Linked DNA regions of Homo sapiens: region 2 is linked to region 1. The links are chromatin loops, found by intact Hi-C in ENCODE. Cell type or tissue: MCF 10A. All regions are shown on one strand. Each heading gives the region's core, and the rest is flanking DNA. Links, peaks and the distances in the headings are about the cores only.

The links. Peaks named below come from ENCODE experiments on the same cell type or tissue, not always from the same donor. Only the 100,000 strongest peaks of a DNase experiment are listed, where the experiment ranks them.
Region 2: it touches region 1 in a loop (9-fold over the local background); 1 of 110 quality-filtered maps calls a loop at or near these places.

The regions. Positions count from the first base shown.
Region 1 is chr3:44,883,149-44,888,148 of GRCh38, forward strand. TGM4 (transglutaminase 4) reads left to right here. Exons shown (of 14, transcript NM_003241.4): 2 at 2,177-2,350; 3 at 4,541-4,647. Among named protein-coding and RNA genes, the nearest start is that of TGM4, 11 kb to the left of the region's middle. RefSeq lists enhancers at 746-1,423, 2,449-2,743. In MCF 10A, for the core only: no CTCF peak of the experiment used is centred there; DNase peaks (open chromatin) are centred at 1,073, 2,613 and 3,603.
Region 2 is chr3:44,939,054-44,946,965 of GRCh38, forward strand. It overlaps ZDHHC3 (zDHHC palmitoyltransferase 3), which reads right to left. Exons shown (of 7, transcript NM_001135179.2): 3 at 6,115-6,239. Among named protein-coding and RNA genes, the nearest start is that of ZDHHC3, 33 kb to the right of the region's middle. RefSeq lists enhancers at 480-981, 982-1,481. In MCF 10A, for the core only: no CTCF peak of the experiment used is centred there; no DNase peak of the experiment used is centred there.

The DNA of each region.
Region 1 (5,000 bases), core at 1-5,000:
GCTCTGGGTCCCACAGCAGGAGCTCTGCTGTCCAGGGAAATGAAGAAGCCTTTCAGGATTGCAGCTCCTGACAGCATGCTATGGTTTGAATATGTCTCCCCCTAAAATTCAGGGGTTGCCAATGTGGTGATACTAAGAGGTGGGGCCTTTAAGAGTTGATTAGGTGATAAGGGCTTCTTCCCTGTGAATGAGATGAGGTGCCCCTCTAAAGGGACCTGAAGGAGGGAGTTGGTCCTCTCTCGCCCTCTGCCTTCTGCTATGTTACAATGCAGCAAGAGGCCCTCACCAGATGCTAGTGCCTTGATCTTGGACTTCCCAGCCTCCAGAACTGTGAGAAATAAATTTCTATTCTTTCTAAATGACCCAGTCTCAGGTATTCCATAACAGTGGCACAAATGGGCTAAGATGCTCCAGCTAGCCATCGGCCCACCCCAAGGTTTCAGCCCAAGAAGGGGAAGCACCTGGGAAGGTAGGTCTGTCTGCCAGGTGGGCCTCCCTGCTGGAGGCAGCAGGTTCCCAGGCCCTGTGCGCAGTGTGAAGGGAAGGCCACTTGCTGGGACTTGCCTTCCTGGAGAACACTTGTCCAGACCCCAATCCCAAAGCCACTCCAGCAAGAATGAGCTGTGCTGTCTCCAAACACATCACTGGCCGCATCCCCAAGGTAGGCATCTGATGTGGGCGTGACCACTCCACCTATTTTGTAGTCATGAAAGCCCAGTTTCCATGGCTGGCCTCCTTGATCTCTGCAGAGGATGGGTTTCCTCTGTGGGTGAGCCCTCAGGAGCAGAGGAAGGTCCCTGCATCTCACCTCACTTTACCTCACAGGCCACAGCGGGGCTTCCTAATCTAGGGGTTCTCCATATGTGCCTCCCTGGGCCAGCAGCACAGCGTCATCAAGGAAGCTGCTGGAGAGGCAAATTCTCAGCCACACCCCAGATGTGCTGAATCAGAAACTCAGGGTGGGTCTGGCAGTCTGTGTTTTACCATGCCCTCTGCACACTCGAATTGCCTGGAAAGCTTTGAAAACATAGAGGCTCAGCCCCACTCAGAACAATTGTATCAGAATCGCTGGGGGAGAACATAAGTAGTTTTACAACCCCCAGGTGGTTTCAGCATGCAGCCAAAACACATTTCCCTTCATGACTCATGAGCCTGGGAATGGTTTGAATTTTAGATAAAGGGGAGGGGTTTGGGTCTCAAGCTGAGGTAATACGAAATGTCATTATAACAGACACATGGTGAGAAATACATGTGCTACAGAAAAGGGTGTATTATGCATGTGGAGATTATTTCTTTTACTGAATGTACTTTTCACTTTAGCATTGAAGAAAAAAATCCCCTGTTTTTTTTGGGGGGGATGGAGTCTCACTCTGTCACCCATTCTGGAGTGCAGTGGCTTGATCTCGGCTCCTGATCTCAGGTGATGCGCCGCCCCCACAGCCTCCCAAAGTGCTGGGATTAGAGGCGTGAACCACTGCACCTGGCCTTAAAAATCCCATTTATAATGCAAGTAGTCTTGGCCTCAGATCATGGGAGCTCCTTGGTGCTTCCTCCTCAATTTGGATAAAAAGGCTTCACCCCAGCCACTTTGCACCCCACCCTTCTCTTCAGGATGTGAACTCTCACCTCAGGATGGTGTCTGACTTGAAGCTGATGGGAGTCTGGGCTGAACAGGAAGGGGAGCAATCCCAGGGCTCATCTGTTCCCTCCTCAGTTTGCCCGCTCCCCTCTTTCCCTTCAGCTTTTGTGTTGATTGACGGAGAACACCCTGGCACCAGGTTTGTTCCTGAGGCCATGTCTGCAGAGAGGGGGAGTTGGGGTGGGAAACTTGCCTAACAGCCACTCACAGACTCACCCTGTTTGAAACTCAGTTTCCTCACCTGTAAGATGGGCGTGCACTTACCTATTTTGCGGGGTTACATGACTAAGCACTTGAGTCCACTGCTCTCAGCTCATCCCCATGTAATCCCACAAGGTAGGTATGTGCACACCAGTCTTACAGGTGAAGAAACTGAGTCTCAGACAGATTCATAACCAGCTGGAGGTGGAGCAGGGATGCCCGACTCTAAAGCCCAGCTCCACCTCAATGCACTCTCAGATTTTGAACCCAGAAAGAGGTGATCAGGGAATAAACATTCTCTGTGCTCTCTTTCCACATGTGCTGCGTTGCTGACAGAGCTGCAAGTTCTCCACATTGACTTCTTGAATCAGGACAACGCCGTTTCTCACCACACATGGGAGTTCCAAACGAGCAGTCCTGTGTTCCGGCGAGGACAGGTGTTTCACCTGCGGCTGGTGCTGAACCAGCCCCTACAATCCTACCACCAACTGAAACTGGAATTCAGCACAGGTGAAGCCTCGGGGCCCTACTCATGGGGCTTTGGGGAGGGATCACAAGTGTCTGTGGATGCTGGAGTGGCCCTTTCTGGTCAGTCTGAGCCAGGAGTGCCTTACCCTCCCTGATCCCCAGTTTCTCCATCTGTAATGTGGGAATAATAGCGGGTGTGAAGAGAATAGAATGGGAAGCTCAGTCAGGACCTGGCACATAGTGAGGCTCTGATTCCTTGGCTAAGCAGGGGAGGGGCCAGAGCAGAGAGAGGAGGTGACTCAGCGGGCATCTGCCGTGGTGGGGTCTGGAACATTTTGTAGAGATGAATCATAGGACTGAGGTATGCTGATGCCATAGCGGGGTGGGCTGGAGGCAAGCCAATAATAATGATTAAAATATCATATTTTGGTTGCAAAGATAATAGGAAATGGCTCATGCATTTGTTATAGCTAGGTAAATATATGTGCATAAGTACAACTAGGGGAAGAGAGAAAATGTATTAGATTTTGTGACAGGTGGTGGGATAATGGAGGAGGGTCTTACTTCTTTAATGTTGTTTTTAAGTTTTAAAAATAGATCAAGTAAGCTGGGCATGGCAGCTCATGCCTGTAATCCCAGCATTTTGGGAGGCCGAGGCAGGCAGATCACCTGAGGTCAGGAGTTCGAGATCAACCTGGCCAACATGGTGAAACCCTGTCTCTACTAAAAATACAAAAATTAGCTGGGCATAGTGGCAGGTGCCTGTAATCCCAGCTATTCGGGAGGCTGAGGTAGAATTGCTTGAACCTGGGAGGTGGAGGTTGCAGGGAGGCAAGATAGTGTCATTGCACTTCATCCTGGCGACAAGAGTGAAACTCCGTCTCAAAAAAAAATTAGATCAGGTAGATCTACTTTACAAGATGGCATACAATAGCACTTCCTGGGAGAGCGCTCCTTTTGCTCCTTCTCTGAGTGAACAACAGGCTTAGGGTCTCCTCCAACGTGCTGGTGGAGATCAGTCAGAACAGCCTCCATTCCCTTCATCCAAGATGAAATAAGCACCTACTGTGTGCCATGCCATGAGCTACCTGCTCAACGCATGGACTGGGACCGTGCTGTTGCTGACTTCAGTGACTTTATAGTACCCCTGGGTCCATGTGCATTCCCTCACCCAAAATTTCCTGAGTACTTGCCACATGCCAGGTGTTGCACTGAGCACTCTCCATGTATGACATAGTGTGAATCACTCACTCAACAAATATTTGTTGAGTACCTACTCTGTGCCAGGGAACCCAGAGGTAAAGCAGTTCCTGCCTCCTAGACTTGACTGTACTAGCAGAGAGAGCAGTAAACAAACAAAAGTGCAAGATAATTTCAGACAGGGCCAGATATGATGAAGAAACCAAAAACAAGAGGCTCCTCCAGCAAGACAGAAAGCAGCAGGTCAGGGCGGGGCTGACTCTGTCGGTGCTGACTCTGTCAGGGTTGGAAGGGCTTCCCTGGGAAGTGACCCTGCTGAGACCCACGTCCCACCATGTGAAGAGCTGAGAGCAGGGTGTTCCCAGCCATGAGCACGGCAAGTGCCAGGGCCCTGAGGAGACAACACTTGTGTCACATGCTCTTTGTCATGAGCTAACTCTCTGGGGACCAGAAACCCAGTCATGACAGGGAGGAAAGTGGGGAGCTGGGGAGAAGCCTCACTGAGGGCCACCTGTGGGCTATGGAAAGAGGTTGGATTTGATTCTAGTAGTCCCTGGAGCTCATGACATAAACTGACCGACCTTTCAAACAAGATCCTGCAACAGCTTGCAGGGTAGGCGGTGGCATCTGCCTCCTCCAGACGAGGAGTGAAGGTTAAGCAGTTCCCCTGCATTGCGTGGAGTGAACAAGCATGTTGGTCTGTGGCACGAGCCAGCAGGGTTAAACAAATGGTAACTCGAATGAGCATGTGACAGAGGCAGGAGCTCTAGGGAGACCTGGATCTGATGGGTAAAAAGGGAGGACGTGGAGAGGAGGCAGGAAGCTCATCTAAATTGAACAGAAAACTAAAACTGGACATGTGGGGCAGAAGGAGGCCCCTGCAGAATTAGAGGGGCTGGAGCCAGGGGACAAATGAGCCTGGAAAGGAGGGGTGGGGGCTCCATGAGTGGGCAGTAGGTGGGCCCGAACCAGAGGAGATTGTCTTGGGGGTGGCCCATGGCTGGGCCAATGTTTTCCTTTGGGTGTCTCCAGGGCCGAATCCTAGCATCGCCAAACACACCCTGGTGGTGCTCGACCCGAGGACGCCCTCAGACCACTACAACTGGCAGGCAACCCTTCAAAATGAGTCTGGCAAAGAGGTGAGCACCCACTGGGCTGGCGGGTGGGCTGGCTGGCTTCTGGCGGAATGCTCCTAATGTGAGCAGCCCCTATCCCCTTCCTCACCTGTCAGCTGGTAACATGGTTTAAAGCCATCCACAGCACAGCATGATAGAGGGGCCATGGCTCCAAATGTCTGTTTCCCCACTCAGCCTCCTCCAAGCACACAGTATCGCTGTGGCCAAACCTCCTACATGTCACCCTTCCCCTTTCCATTTCAAAGGGAACAATGTTCACTGGAGGACATGAGCGGAGAGAAGTACATAAAAATAACCCATGGTTCCACCAACTAAGTTACCCATCCTTCCTTCCAGGCTTTTTCTGTGTCATGGTC
Region 2 (7,912 bases), core at 1,762-6,761, 58 kb after region 1:
TGCACCCTTGCTCTTTTCCACAACTTCAAAGGGCCTTACTAACACAGGCATGTTGGGAATGGGTATATCTCAGACATGCTGGCCTGGTTCCAGAATTTCCCTGGGGACCAGGAGGGCAAGGTAAGAAAAGGAGACACAAAAGGGACATGGAGGTAACAAAGAGCAAGAGAAGTACCAGCAAGTCCATTAGCCACTCTGCTTCTCTCTCTCTGTTACCACTTTTAAAAATACACATGAATATACATATAAGTATACATGCAGAATATATATTTTTAAATTGGTAATGCCTGTTCCCAATACACAATTTTAAAAGTGCAGATAAGCAGACAGTGCAGAGTGAGTACTCCCTGCATCCTAGGCCTCAGGCACCAGGTGCCATGCTCCCACCATAGAGCCTGTTTCTGGCATGTTCTTCCAGAGACCAGCACCTCTGGGTTTCTTAATCCCCTTCCCATCTGGGGAACAAACTCCTGAGGGTAACCACCTCCCTGCTCCTGGCTCCTGAGCAGTTTCTCTTTCATCTGCACTTATTTTTAAAAGGGTTTTCAAGTGGGTGCTCTTGAGACAGTGTTGGCTCAGCGGCAGAGAGGTGCCAAGTGGCTGGACATCCTCTGAAAGCTGCCCAAGAGTTTAAACAAGCTCTTACAGCAAAGCTATTCTTCCCTCTCCTCCCAGCCTCTCTGGAGACAAGGCGTGAATGCCAGGAAGCTGGGTTTCCCAATGGGCTGAGTCTCGCTGGGCTTCCAAATTAGAAAAATAAACACCGCAGGGAGAGTGAGTACAGCCTGCTGAGGGCCACAAGTGTTGGTCTAAAATGCTGGTCCCCGAGTTTCCTGTTTTCAAAGATATGAAATGCCAAACCCACACTACCCTTCTCCTTGGGCCAGGTGGTATGCAGAGTGGGTGGGGTGAGGCCCATCCCACGTGGCTGGAGGCACTGCTCAGAGGCTGAGCTGCTCACAGAGGCCAGAAGGGTGCTGGGGCTGGAGCCTGGAGCAACCAAGGACAGGGACCAGAGGCAGATGTTGAAGGGCAGTGAAGGACATACCACACCCTGCCCTGCTGTTTCACCTCTGGCACCATCTGCCATGAGGAAGAAAAAATGTGGACCTCCCCCCACAACTCCTGACTCCCAAAGGGAATCAATCACCTCAGAGCCAGCCCTTTTCCCAGCCCCCACTGCATGCACATGGGCAGGGGGCTCAGCAGTGTTCCCTCCCTAGGCATAGCAGGGCAGCCCAAACACAAGGCCAAGGAAGGCTCACAGATCACAGACTAAGAGCCTCTTCCACACACTTGCTCAGCCATCTTCCCCGTTTTGGCTGTGGATGGCCTCAACACCTGAGGCCCTTTCTTCATTCTTTCCACTTGGCAAAATCCACCCTATCCTCTAAGGGTCCTTCTTGTCCACAGTCCTCTCCTGGCATTCCTTTCTGGCACTAATTCCAGAGTCTCGTGGATGAGACGCTGTAAGCTGGTGAGCTCCATGGCACAGGGACCAAGTGTGCAAAAACAATCACAGAAAAGACCAAATGCCCTAAATGGAGGTATCTGCATCCTGGCCTTCCAGGTTTCCCAGGCCCCTTCTATGTTTCTTTGTCGTCACTGTAGAAGAAGGCAGATGCTTCCCTTCTCCCCTTCCTCCAGATTTCCTACCATTTTTTCAGGCCTCAAACCTTGGTAGAATCCACCAAGCTCACTGGCTCATATGTATTCAGTTTCTCTGGGGCTTATGTGTTTCCTCTCCAAGGAGGTATGAGGGCCCTTACTTGGTACTCATCCCCAAAGGAGCTGGCCGAGGCTCTCTTGCTCACCCTGGGTGATGGCTCAACATGGAAACATAGCCACATTCCATGGGGTTCTGTCTCTCCCTATACCAGCACTTACCAAACTATATCATGGTGGAGAAGTGTGCCTGCCCTGCTTGGGTGGCAGGCTCCTAGAGCCAGGGCCAGGTCTAATCCACCTCTATAAGCTCAGAGTCGAGCTCAGAGCCAAGCCCAGGGCCCCCTTTAGCAAGGGTCAGCTGAATGAAGTCTCTGACACCACAGACAGGAAAGAGCAGGCCTGGAAAATGAGTTCAACTACATCAGACTGGGATGCTCATGTAGGAAAATAGTAAGAAAACAGCAAGAAGGTACTAAGTGAGCCATGGCGTCACACACAGGTTTTCATTTTACCCCTCACTGGCTATGACTAAAATTATAAGCAAAAAAGACATCTATACCACATCCTGGCTCCAGCTCAGAAACGATTTTGGGAAGGACAGTGCAGTGGAGTGGAAAGAACAGGGGATCTGAGAGCAGGTCCTCATTTTGGGCTCTGGTCAGAGAAACTTAGGTTCTCCAATCAGCCTCAGCAGAACTACTCTGATCTCTTAGGGTCATTGTGAGCACCAAAAATGTATGCAAAATGCTTTAAAAACAATACTAGTGCTACATAGATTTTCTCAGTAATCATAACCATGAGAAAGACAAAACAAGAATCTCTCAGGGGCTCTAAGCAGCCCAGGACTGTCTTAGCCTCAGTGTGGGTGTCTGGGGTGTGGAGGCGGGGGGCTGCCAAAGTCAGAGGTCTCTCCCTCCTCATGCAGAAGAACCTAGCAGGAGTGTCTAATCTTTTGTCTTCTCTGGGCCACACTGGTAGAAGAAGAACTGTCTTGGGCCACACAAAATACACTAACACTAACAACAGCTGATGAGCTAAAAAAAAAAAAAAAAAGTCTATGCATACATGTCCTAATGTTTAAGAAAGTTTACAAATTTGTGTTGGGCCACATTCAAAGCCATCTTGGGCTGCAAGTGGCACACAGGCCATGGGTTGGACAAGCTTGAAAGCATAAGCCAAATGCCATGGCCATCCACATTAGCATAAATGGCTCCTCCCACAGAGTTTCCACATGCTTCCATGGTTCCTATGAACAGGAGATTTGACACCAGGATGAAAGAGCGTGGGGTTTCAGAGTGCTTCTCCCAGGAAGGAAAGACCCAACCACACACCATAGGGCTGGAAGGAACACCTACAGGCCCAAGGTCTAGGTGTATCTGTGGTATCCACCAGAGACAAGGGAATGGAGACAGTCTCAAATTCTAAAATGCTGGGCGCAAACGTATGTGCACACATGCACCTTTGCCTGAGCGGGCAAGGTCGACATCAACTTTAACCAGGCAGGCAGCCTCTGGGCTCAACGACTATAAACAAACCCAGTCTGTCTGGTATGCTGGAGATTCTGCTTATCCAAAATTGTGGGTCCCCAGATGGCCTGGGCCACCACGCACCATCACAAAGGAGCAGTTGTCAGCATGCATTTCTGAGGCAGGAACAGGCAACTCTACAGGCATCCTCACTTTAGTTCATCTGAATCAGCAGCTCTTGCTTTGCCCAAGCTGATCTGTTTACTAGCACACAAGAATACCTCCCTTGGATCATCCTGGGGAGAGAGGCAAGGAGGAGGCAGTGAGGAAAATGCCAGGCGGTGGAGGCAGCTGAGGGCTCAGGGAGAGAAGAGAAAAGAATCACCAAAAGTTCTTTTCTATAATACAAAGTTAACACCTCCCTGTTCTGGTCCAGCCTTTATAAACCCAGCATATCCCTAACTCCATACACATTCTTCTATTAGCAATAGCTTACGCTTGTTGAGCTAGGTGACTCACAGTTACTCATACTTAATCCTCACAACAAACTACAAAGAAACAACCCTTTTTACAGAGGAGAAAGCTGAGGCTCAGAAAGATGCAGCACCTGGCCGAAGGTCCACCGTGTAGCAAGCGACACAGCTGAACTTCCAACACCAACCACTCCAACTTCAAGGCCAGAGTCTGCTCCACCATACCGGGCTATCCTGAGAAACCACATAAGCAAGCTGAGCTTTTTAAAAAAAATCTGAGTGATGGTTAGAAAACAGCTGGCTCCTAAGCCCGAGAGTGGCAAGAAAAGACCAGACTGAAGCCTCCATCTCAGGCACAGGAGGCAAGCCTTGAATTAGATCTCAGAAGCAAGCTCACCCACAGACAGAAACCCCGGAGGAGCTAGCAATCACCATTGGCCCCTACCCAGGCTCCTCAGCCCTCACCCTCAAGCTTTGAGGAGGTCTGCAGATCTCTCTCTTTCAGACAGAAAAACATACATACAACTACATAAAGTTACATGTGTCATCCCCAAACTGGAGTTCCTGTGGAAAGAGCCCTGTCTGGACCTGGAGCCAGAACTGCCGGGACCCAAACCTGTCTCTAGTACTCACTGCTGTGTGACCGTGGAGCACTCAACCCCTTTGAACCTTAATTTCTTTATCTAGGGAGGCCATCCCTGCAGCAATCCCGATTTCCAGGGGTGAGTAGGAAGATGAAAATAGATGACTGACGCTGAGGCAGGGCAGGCTGAGGTGCCGTGGGCACAGCACACAGGTACTGGGGAGCTGACTCCGGAATCTGAGTGCTGGAGACTGGCCACTCTCCTCTGAAAGACAGGCAGCAAGGCCAGGCAGAAATCGCCGTTCAGATCTCTCACACACCCAAATGTCTCCGCAGGCTAAGCCTGACAAGGAAGATGTCCAACACCTGGAGCAGATTCAGTCCTCTATAACCCCTCCCCACCCAAACACATACCCTCTGAAAAGGGGACCAAGTGATATTTTTGTATTTCTGTAATTCAGCATGTAAAGTTTCCTTGTATGTCAGTCGAGGTGGCTCACACCTGTAATCCCAACACTTTGGGAGGCTGAGGTGGGAGGATCACTTGAGCCCAGGAGTTCGAGACCAGCCTGGGCAACAAAGTGAGACTGTGTCTCCCTTTGTGTGTGGTGGTGCATGCCTGTAGTCCCAGCTGCTCTGGAGGCTGAGGCAGGAGGATTGCTTGAGCCTGGGAGTCTGAAGCCGCAGTGAGCTATGAGCTTGCATGACAGAGTGAGACCCAGTCTCAAAATAAATAAATAAAATTTTTTTAGAGACAGGGTCTCACTTTGTTGCACAGGCTGGAGTGCAGTGGTGCAACCTTGGCTCACTGCAGCCTCGGACTCCTGGGATCAAGCGATGCTCTGCCCTCAGCCTCCTGAGCAGCTGGGGCTGCAGATGTGTGCCACCACACCCAGCTAATTAAAAAAAAATTTTTTTTTTTTGAGATGGAGTTTCACTCTTGTTGCCCAGGCTGGACTGCAATGGCACAATCTCGGCTCACCGCAACCTCTGCCTCCCGGGTTCAAGCGATTCTGCTTCGGCCTCCCGAATAGCTGGGATTACAGGCATGTGCCACCACGCCCGGCTAATTTTGTATCTTTAGTAAAGACAGAGTTTCTCCATGTTGGTCAGGCTGGTCTCGAACTCCTGACCTCAGGTGATCCGCCCGCCTCAGCCTCCTAAAGTGCTGGGATTACAGGCGTGAGCCACTGCGCCCGGCCTAATTTTTAAATTTTTTTGTAGAGATAGAGTCTCGCTTTGTTGCCCAGGCTGGTCTTGAACTCCTAGGCTCCAGTGATCCTCCTGCCTTGGCTTCCCAAAGTGCTGGGATTACAGGTGTAAGTCACTGTGCCCAGCCAATAAAGTACAACTTTTAGCTAGATGTCTTCTCATCAGAAAAACTTAATAAAGAAACCTGAAAACAAAACAGAAAACTGACCACAGATAAGATGGGGAAATGGCTTTCTTTTTTGGTTTAATTCTGCAACTATCATAACCTTTAGAAGTTTTAAAAGAAAGTCTTCATTCAAGGACAACCGCTTCATTTCAAGTCCCAGACATTCACAGAATGATTTTCTAAAGCTTTTTCTCATGGTACCCTTGTAATAAAGCTGTGAGGTAGGAAAAGCAGGAATCCCCTCCATTTTACATATATAAAAACAAAGGCCCTGCCCAGGTCCTATGTCAGGTGTGGCAGAGCCAAGTCCCGGGACAGGTGTCCTGAGGCCAAACCAAATGCTCTTTGCAATCTAGAGGGCTCACAGGGACCAGGAAGGAGACTCACAGTGATCACTCTCTGCCCAGAGCAGGGGACATTTGGAATCCCGATGCTGACTTGGCCCCTGTTGGGGAAGTGTGTGCTACTCCAGGAGGCAGGTGTTGGCGGGGATGGAGGGAGGCAGGACAGTGGGAGAAGAGAGGAGGCGAGCCCCAGTGAGTGTACCTGCAGTGGTGGGCTCGGTCGGGCTTGATGCTGCAGCATTTGGGGCACTTGTACACCACCTGCCCAGGCTTCAACTGTAAACTCTCGATGAATTCTTTAGTGGCATTTCCTTTGGGCACTGCCCCCTGTAGGAAAGATGAAAGGTATCAGGGTTGGGCTGGGGGTTCTATCAGCTCTAACATTCTACAGTGGGGATAGTTATTTGAAAGCAGCAACCACACACACACATGGACAGGACACTTTGATACCAACAACATGTGGACTCTGTGTTCAGAATTATGCCAACATTAAGGAATATTTATTGACCAAAAATTTTTCTGAGGAGATGCCATTAGGCCACATTAATTCTTTGATTTCTTTTCTTTTCTTTGTTTTTTTGTTTTGTTTTGTTTTTTGTTTTTTTTAGACAGAGTCTTGCTCTGTCGCCCAGGCTGGAGTGCAGTGGTGTGGTGTAATCTCGGCTTGCTGCAACCTCTGCCTCCTGGGTTCAAGCGATTTTCCTGCTTCAGCCTCCCGAGTAGCTTGGATTATAGGTGCTCGCCACCACGCCCAGCTAATTTTTTGTATTTTTAGTAGAGATGGGGTTTCACCATGTTGGCCAGGATGGTCTCAATCTCCTGACCTTGTGATCCGCCCGCCTCAGCCTCCCAAGGTGCTGGGATTACAGGTGCAAGCCACCACACCCGGCCAATTCTTTGATTAATTTTCTACACTAAACAGTGACATTGTTCCTGATTACTTTGTATTTTCATTTTACTGGAATTATTTTAATTGAATCCATTCTCTCCTATATAACAGCAAGGATTTGGCTCACTGACTATTTTTTGGTCTATATTAAATTTCCTGATAACAGCTTCTCCCTTTCTAAGTTTCACTGGTGAGCAACATGTCTAACAGTTTCCCCAGATCAAAATTTGCAGCTCCACATTTTAATGGGTTGTTTGCTGGGATTAAGTTTTACTTTTACCAGTGGTATTGTTATGAATAATTGTAATCTATATTTGGTTCTTAGTGAATCCATAAGCAACTGGGAGCTGCTGCCCTCAGGTATTTGACTTGCTGTCTGGCCAGAGCTGCCCTCTGATTTGCTCTTCCACCTGTGGAGTATGCTTGTGAATACTTAGCGTTCTTTAGAGCCAATGGCAGAGCCAAAATGCCATAAGATTCTGCTCTGGCTGTGCACCCATCCAAACAGAAGGAAAACAGGCAGTGCACAGGCCTAAGTAGGGTCTTAATAACCAACCTTCACCAAGAGCCTGCTTGGTGCTGAGCCCTGTGCTCTCATGCTCACTGCTATGGACTCAGGAATCACAGGAGGTCCCTGCTTCCAAGACTTATAGTGTTTTGGAGGCTGACAAACGATTCTAGTAAAAGAGGTTACATGCTGTGGAAGGTATTTGTGTTGAGGGAGCACAGAGGAGCCAGCAGCCAATTAATCAGGGGAATCAGAGGAGTTTTAAGTAGTGATGTTCAAGGGTTGTCTCGAGGAATGTATAGAGGCTGGCTAGGTAGACCTGTGGGAGAAAAGGGATTCCAGCAGAGGAGGGCATGAGTAATGACAAAGAGGTGAGGGTGAGCATGGCATATCTGGGAGACAGGGAGAATATCAGTGTGCTGAACTGTGCGTATGCAGTGTCAGCGGGGAGGCCGGACCGATGGGCCGGGGCCAGCCCATGTGGTGCGCTGAATACCAGGTTGGGATGGGATTTTTCTTTATAGGTAGCCTAGAGCCATTAGGTAACACTGGTGCTTCAGGAAGAGAGCTCAGTTGCCTGTGTTATGTGGATCATATAAGAAG